Linked DNA regions of Homo sapiens: region 1 is linked to region 2. A link is a contact called in ENCODE Hi-C or POLR2A ChIA-PET data. All regions are on one chromosome and are shown on one strand. Each heading gives the region's core, a stretch centred on a gene start or an enhancer-like site at or near the end of the contact. The rest is flanking DNA. Distances are from core to core; before and after follow the strand shown. Region 1 has its middle 30 kb from the start of FGGY-DT. Region 2 holds the start of LINC01358 (long intergenic non-protein coding RNA 1358).

Region 1 (3,758 bases), core at 776-3,275, 250 kb after region 2:
ACTGAATTACACTACCAGCTTTTTTCAGTCCAGCTGGCAGACGATATATCTTAGGACTTCTCAGCTTCCGTAACTACATGAGCTGGTTCCCCTATGAAATATCCTCTTCTATCTATCTATCTATCTATCTATCTATCTATCTATCTATCTATCTATCATCTATCTTCTACTGGTTCTGCTTCTCTGGAGAACCTAATACATGTACCATGATGTGATAAAAGCTGAGAATCACTGAAGAAAATAAAACTCAAATACCTAGTTTACAACTTAGGTTTCCTCTTTAATTTCACTTCCAGGCATATTCACCACAATCTTTTAGTTCACCTTCCTAATGTAAGAGAAGTATATGAAACTTGATGATGACCTAGTATAATGTACCTTTCACCCACCTTCTGTACTTGCTTTGAGATTGACATTTCTAGGTGCCTCACAAACTAATTCCTGGTGATACAGACCTTTGTCTACACTCTCCTCTTTTCTATGCACAACAGCCATAACAAATTTCTTTCATATTTTTCTCCCAGAACGCCCACCACAACATCCCCATCAAACAAAATTATTTTACACTTCTGTACCTTTGTACTTATTCCCCCTTCTTGGAATGCCCTGATCCAAAGCCCTTGGAGCCCTAGTGCTGAGGAATATTAATAAATATCATGAAAAAATAAATATTATTGTATTTGTGAACAAAGAAGATTAGGCCCTAGGTTGAACAGGGTTAAATGGTGCCTTCACCACAGAATTTCTCAGAGCTATAGACAGGGTACGTTGCAGTGTGAATTTCTAGGAAGGGTATTTGGTATCCTGGGTTTCTCCAAACTACTTAACCACAAAGTCATTGTCGGTAGAACATCTGTGGGAGTAGAAATGCTCCCAAGGTCACATAGATGAGAATATGTGGATATGTGGGATTTGAATTTAGGATGGAAAGAAGTAGAGAAGAAAAAGGAGAAAGAGAAGCAGACAGCAAAGGCAGACGAGAAAAAGGAAGAAGAGAAAGATGAAGATGCCTCTCCAAAATCTGGAAATTTGCCAAGTTGTCCCTATCTATAAGTAATTATTTTCTTCCTTGGCAGAGTCCCCCAGGGTTGGGCTGTATGTGGAGGGTGAAAAATACGCAAACAAAGCCTGTCCTACTGCCAATCAGAGGCAGGCCTTGTTAGTAACCATCCTAGTGGGTGAGGAGTGAGTCTCTGCTTTCCTGTCAAGTTCCCAGCTGCAGGAAGGATTGCCGGCACTTACAACTCGGCTGTGATGATGCCTTTTGCAGCACCTTTCCTTCCTAATCTCAAACAATAGCCCTTCTTGCACTGATCAGAGTTCACTTAAAGAATAAGATTTAAAAAGCAGGTGACCGTTGGCATTATTACTTGATTATTTTACCAGAATTGTGTTTGCCACCAAGTTGAAATTAGTGTTTTAACCACTAGAACCAATAATATATTAATTAATGTTATTAGTCATGATTACCAAATATTAAGCATCTTCTATGTATCAGGAACAGTGCAAGGTAATGTGCTTAGTGAGTATTCAAACAATGGTAGCAAAATTTTTATAAGTGTGCTTTCTTTGTCCTCATAACTGTATGACCTGCTTTACCAACTTGGGGTTCAATTAATGTCACATTATTATTATTTAAAATTAAGATGAGCTTAGCTCAGGCTCCCCTCTCTTTTTGCTTCCTCCTTTTAAATTGCTTTCTTAATCCAAAAGCCCAGTACTGTTTGTAACACCCCTGTCATCAGAAGACTGATAAGGTTCATAAATTTTAAAAGGAGAGCTTTATTTTTCATAGTGTTGCAGCCTACAGGGTGGACACTCTGACAGGCTGAGAAGTGTAGCCTCTGGTCAGAAGCCAGAAACAGGCACCTTGAGAGAGAGGCAACGGGAACAGGAATTTATGCTGAGCAGAGTGACCAAATACACATATTTAATAAGCTGTTGGAGGAGTCCTAAATACTTATGAAAGGAGAAGTGTGTGCATAGCAAGTAAGCTTCATGCTTCCCCAGGGAGCCCATGTTAAAAAGGAAATGGTTGTGTTTGCATGATCTGAGGGTGGAATTTTCAGCCCTCTGACATTAAAAGGTGAAAAAGAGGATATGAAAAACCTTACTGCGCATTCTCCGTAGACTGGCCAGAACCACTCTATGGTTCTCTTATCATGCCAAATATAAGGGGCAGTGTAATGCAGTTGGTTATCAGTGATGGAGTCTTTTAAAAGCGCTGGTTTCTGCTTAGCCCTTAGAAAAGAAACCCTAATGGCAGTTAGCAAGGGAGGGCATATAATGAGGTGTGCCTGACCTCCCATCCCAAGTCATGTCCAAAAACTCAGTTTTCAAGGTTTCTCTGGGGTTTACTTGGCCAAACAATGGTCCTTTCAGTCAGTTGAGGGGCTTAGAATCTTATTTTTATTCTTAGTCCTCACAGGGAAGTTAGGAGAGTCTGGTCTGTCTATGAGTGGCTCTATTTTCAGTAACTTTAGCTTCTGACACTATTACATGAGGTCATCATCACAGTCTGGTCCTTTCTAGTTATTTTCATTCTCACTTTCTGCCTCAGTGATATCCAGCTTAGTCCCATTCAAAGGTGCAGGAGATCTTTTAAATAAGGACAATACAACTTTCCCAGTGTTATTCTTGGCCAAAGGTGCTCCACACAGATGCTCCCAACTATCCTCAAATCATGCCCACCAGCAGAATCACAGGCCACATATGTGGTTGAAATGAATCTTCTTTTGTGACCATCTAAGTGCTGGTATTAAACCTGTATCATCAGTTCAGAAATGTCCTCATAGGTAGATCCTGTTAGGAAACCTCTGTGTCCTTTGTGCCAGTAGACTTCAGCTGGGGCCATCTGTAATTATTGGAAAGAGTGTAATAAATTTGAGAATCCAAAGAAAAGTCCAGATCTCAAGTCTTTCATGCCCAGGACCATTTGGGTTTCTATGCAAATTTGCCTACTTCTATCCAAGTGATCCTCTCAGCATAGCAAGGCAGGCAGCCTGTCTAAGCAATAGAAGATGATTCTTACAGAATTCCTTCCAGTTGTGGGTCCCCACTGCCTTATGTTTGCAACTTAGAAGGGCCATCAAGTGAAGGCACTTTTCTCAGAACAAAGAAGAAATGACAGTTTATTTTTAAAAATCTATTTTGTATCCACCTAATCAGGTACTCCACTATAGTTAGACTTCTATCCTTTGTCTGGCTTACTGGCTCTTTCTCTTTTTCTAATGCTCTAAATGTGAGTTCATAACCCTCTGCTTTTTTTTCTTTCACTTAGCAACTGAATCCCAGCTCCTAGCATCGAATGTGACTCTACAAGTCTCATTCCCTTCCCTGAGCTCTGTTGTGTACCACCCTCCTGGAGTCTGTCACTTAGATGGTACCTGTATTAATCCATTTTTGCATTACTATAAAAGCCTCTATAGTCTCTATCTGAGACTCTAGTAATTTGTAAAGAAAATAGGTTAATTGGCTCATGGTTCTGCAGGCTGTACAGGAACCCTGGTACTAGCATCTGCCTGTGATGAGGGCCCCAGGAAGCTTACAGTCATGGCAGAAGGCAAAGGGGAAAGCAGCACATCTCCTGGGTAGAGAGGTAGGAAAGAGAGAAAGGGGAGGTGTCACGCTCTTTTAAACAATCAGATCTTGGTGAACTCAGAGTGAGAACTCATTCATTACTGTGACAATGGCACCAAACCATCCTGACGGATTCACCCCTATGGCCCAAATACCTCCCACCTCCAAGACCAGGGATC
Region 2 (3,870 bases), core at 527-3,026:
CAAAGGAGGACTCCCCAGCCTACACTTGGGCGTGGAGGGAAGATTTCCTCGTGGAAACTCCATAAAGGCAGGGACCAGTATTGACCCAGGTCTGCAACACTGACCACTATATCTGCACACACCCGATGCCGATAAGTGTTTGCTAGGGGAAGGAAGGAGGGAGAGAGGAAGAAAGGCAAGAGAAAGGCCAAAACTAGGACCCAATAGATAAATAGGATTTGAGGTGGGCGAATACAAGGTGGGGTGAACTGTCCCAGGCAGAAGACCTAGGGCTATTTTGAGAACTAAGTAGAGTTTCCTTTGGCTGGGACACAGTGCCCCACGGGGAACAGGGAAAGATGAGTAGGCAGGGCACAGATCAGGAGGAGCCTTATCAGCTATAATTAGACATTTGGCTCGTATCCTACGTGCAGTTGGTGCATGCTCGCTCTCGCTCGTTCTCTCTGGTTCTGTCTCCCCACCCCCACCCACTTGGGTGATATTTTAACATCTTTTAAATGAAGCATGTTTGTTTGATCTCATTTATGCTAAACAATGCTTATGGAACTATTTCCTCTTGTTCCCCAGGCCATACTCATGTCCCTACCCTTCAGCAATGATTGAGGACCTAGCTCCTCGGTTATCATTTTGGGTAAGATGGGCCCATCCAGTGGACAACAAGCACTGGATCTGTAACCACAGCCATCTGGGTTTGAGTTCATACTCCTTCATTTCCCAGCGAATGCTTAACCTCTTTCATCCCTGGTTTCCCTGTCTGGAAAATGGGTCCAGGACAGTGCCCACCTTAAGGGCTTGTTGTGAGAATCAAAAGAGCTAGTTCATAAAAGTGCTTTGAAAGGGCCAGATGTATCCTGAGTAGTCAATGGCAGTTGTCTACCACAATCGACACTCTTTGTATAGTTATTGTCAACCAGCCATAACTATTGTTACATGTTACATGAGTTTCCATGGCTCTCCAGATCTCCCTACCCTTCTGTACCCACCTCTGCACCCTAGGAGGCCGACCTGCATGGGCCCCATCAATGATCTCCCTTGCCTTCTAGCTCCCAATTGTGCCCAGCCTTTGCAAGTTACCAGCAAGAGATGCAGGGAGTGGCAGGAGAGTGAGGATGGGGGATTTATTCTCCCTGCTCCCTCCTTTTAGGATTTTGCTAGGGCTTGGCTGCTTTCTTCTCATGAAGGCAGCCTCTTTTTGGGGAGCCCTCTCCCTACAACTCCCGTCTTTTTGTTCCAGGAACTGCTCCCTCTTCTTGCCTTTTAAGAGATAGGGAAGGTAATGACTGCCTGCTGTTATAAGCCCCAGAGTTTCCTTTGCATCTAAGTAAATGATCTTTTCCTTAAATTCCCTCCAAGTTACACAGTTTGAGTGTACCATCCATTTTTTGCTAGAACACTGACTGAGACAACTTTTTTTTCAAATACTGGGACTGCTGGCTTCACAGACCGAGACTCCATCCTGATAAGGAAGCCCTTGTCCCTTGTCCCACTGGTTAGCTCTAGAACATTCAGCAAGGTGATCACATTGTCACAAGACCACTTCTTTTTCATTCTGCATGAAACTGAAAATGTCAAGAAAATTTCTGAGTTTAATAGACAACATGATCATACTCCAGACTAGAAAATGAAACCAAAACCAATTGACCTAGGCAGAAAGTTAGGTTGTAACGGGTTTCCTGCAGCCAAAGAGCCATGAGTCACAGCAGCTGGCTCAAGGCTGGGAGGGGAAGTAAAACACTAAATCTAAGGACCACTCTATTCACCCTACAGTGACTGCTCTTTTTCCCTCCTGCCACAGTCCAGGGTAGGAGATACTTCTCCAGGCTCTCACTTATGGGGGCTTTCCTGCTGGCTACATCACTGAAATGGAATCTCCTAGTGGCCCTTCTCCCTCTACAGCTCTGGTGTTACACTGAAAAACTAGAAGGTCAGTCCCTTTTATATTTACCACCATTAAGGTTGCAGGAGCCCAGCATGTCCCCATAGGCCTCCTTCTCCATTCTCCTCTTCCCCTTGTTTTGTGCCTGGTTTGTTTCCTGTCCAAATTGGGTCCTCCTTTTCTAGACCATGAGCTTGCTGAGGTCAGGGAATGAGTCTTCGTATCCTTGGTACCCAGTTCAGAGCCTGCCTTTAGGGAGTGTTTACTCTAGCACTGTGGTTAGGCAAAGAGATGTGAGTTTGAGTCTTGGTTTCCTTAGTCTTTTATCACTCACTTCTCAAATTAAGCCATTTGTATTTTTTTTTCTCTCTCTCTCTTTAGAGACAGGGTCTCACTCTGTCACCCAGGCTGGAGTGCAGTGGTGCAATCATAGCTCACTGCAGCCCTGAACTCCTGGGCTCAAGCCATCCTCCTGCCTCAGCCTCCCAAATAGCTAAGACTACAGGTGCACATCAATGCCTCTGGATAATTTTTTTTTTTAATTTCTGTAGAAACAGGGTTTCACTATGTTGCCCAGTCTGGTCCCAAACTTCTGGTCTCAAGCAGTCCTCCTATCTCAGCCTTCCAAAGTGCTAGGATTATAGGCATGAGCCACTACATTCAGCTACTGCTTGTATCTTCTGATTCTTGTTTTGATACCACTGACCTTAGGTAGGGTATTTTATCTTCCTGAATTTTATTTTTCTATGTGTATAAAGGAGATTAAATTATCCTTCTAATAGGCTTGTTGTGGGGATTAAGTGAAATAGTGTATACAAAGTTCTTAGCATACTTTGAAGCTATTATTTTTATTATTATGCTAGTAAATAAAACTTTCTGGAATTAGAGACTCACATGCCTGTTTGTCTACAGTTTCAAAACAGACAAGGGAAAAAGAGAAACATCAGAAAGTCTGATTAAAGTAGAAGCATCATATTTCTATCAACGTATCCACTGTGCTTGGTAAGTGGCAGTCTCTCGTCCTGTAAGAGACTTGGGCTTTGAAAAGGGCTTTGGATCTCAGATCTGTCGACATGGGCCTTGTCATGAACCTCAGCTTCCTCATCTCCAAAACTGCTATAGGCCAGGCAAGGTGGCTCACGCCTGTAATCCCAGCACTTTGGGAGGCCGAAGCAGTTGGATTGCTTGAACTCAGGAGTTTGAGACCAGCCTGGGCAACATGGTAAAACCCCATCTCTACCAAAAATACAAAAAAAAAAAAAATAGCTGGGTGTGCCCGTGGACACAGCTAACTGGGAGGCAGAGGTGAGAGGATTGCTTAAGCTCGGGAGGTGGAGGCTGCAGTGAGACAAGGTCATGCTACTCCACTCCAGCGTGGGTGACAGAGCGATACCCAATCTCGAAAAAAAAAATGGTATAGTAATAGCCTCCGCTTGAGGTTACTCTTTCACTGAATGATAAGTGAGCACCTACTGTGTGTCAGACGTTACTCTAAGCTGCAGACACAGCCTCAAAAAAGACAAGCTAACCCCTGCCACCATGGGGCTTATATTTTAATTGGGAAAGGGGCTGGAAAAGACAGACAATAGACAAATCAATAAATTCATTAAAAAGCTAACTTCAGGAATTGATAGGTGTTATGGGGAGAATGAAAGAGGACCCTGGGATATAGAATGACTTTGTGGGGGAATCAGGTTGGGATCCCTGGATCAGGTGGTCAGGGTGGGACTCTCAGAGAAAATGACTTTTGAATTTAAATAAGAATGAAAAGAAAAAGCCAACCGTAGGCAGACCTGGGGACGGCCAGTGCAAAGGTCAGAAGTGAGACAAGGTCATAGAGTAACCAGGGTTAAAATAAGGTGATGCGGCCTAACTGGCCAGAACAATGCCTGACAAAGGTGCTGCTTTCCCCAATATCTTCAAATCCTTAAGGATCTACTGTGTGCTGGTGTAAGATGCAGAAATCAGTAAATCATGCTACTATCTCTAAGAAA

Evidence for each region. Hi-C counts contacts between places; a loop is a spot of excess contacts on that map. ChIA-PET counts read pairs that join two places held with the same protein, here RNA polymerase II (POLR2A). Pooled maps may share reads with other maps.
Region 1: a map with no recorded cell type shows a loop between it and region 2 (2.9-fold over the local background). The contact joins the enhancer-like site here to the promoter of LINC01358 in region 2. A Hi-C loop is called at or near these places in 1 of 168 maps with a recorded cell type or tissue (transverse colon), 5 of 37 single-sample maps with no recorded cell type and 2 of 50 pooled maps. POLR2A ChIA-PET finds 5 or more read pairs at or near these places in 1 of 52 experiments (H1).

The regions. Positions count from the first base shown.
Region 1 is chr1:59,264,611-59,268,368 of GRCh38, forward strand. No RefSeq gene overlaps it. Among named protein-coding and RNA genes, the nearest start is that of FGGY-DT, 30 kb to the right of the region's middle. RefSeq lists an enhancer at 1,815-1,974. Within about 2 kb of position 2,026, at least 3 of the 41 ENCODE cell types and tissues checked have a DNase peak (open chromatin) inside an H3K27ac peak, as active enhancers do.
Region 2 is chr1:59,018,700-59,022,569 of GRCh38, forward strand. LINC01358 (long intergenic non-protein coding RNA 1358) reads left to right here and starts at 1,777. Exons shown (of 3, transcript NR_110626.2): 1 at 1,777-1,924; 2 at 2,789-2,878. RefSeq lists enhancers at 1,459-1,508, 1,539-1,648.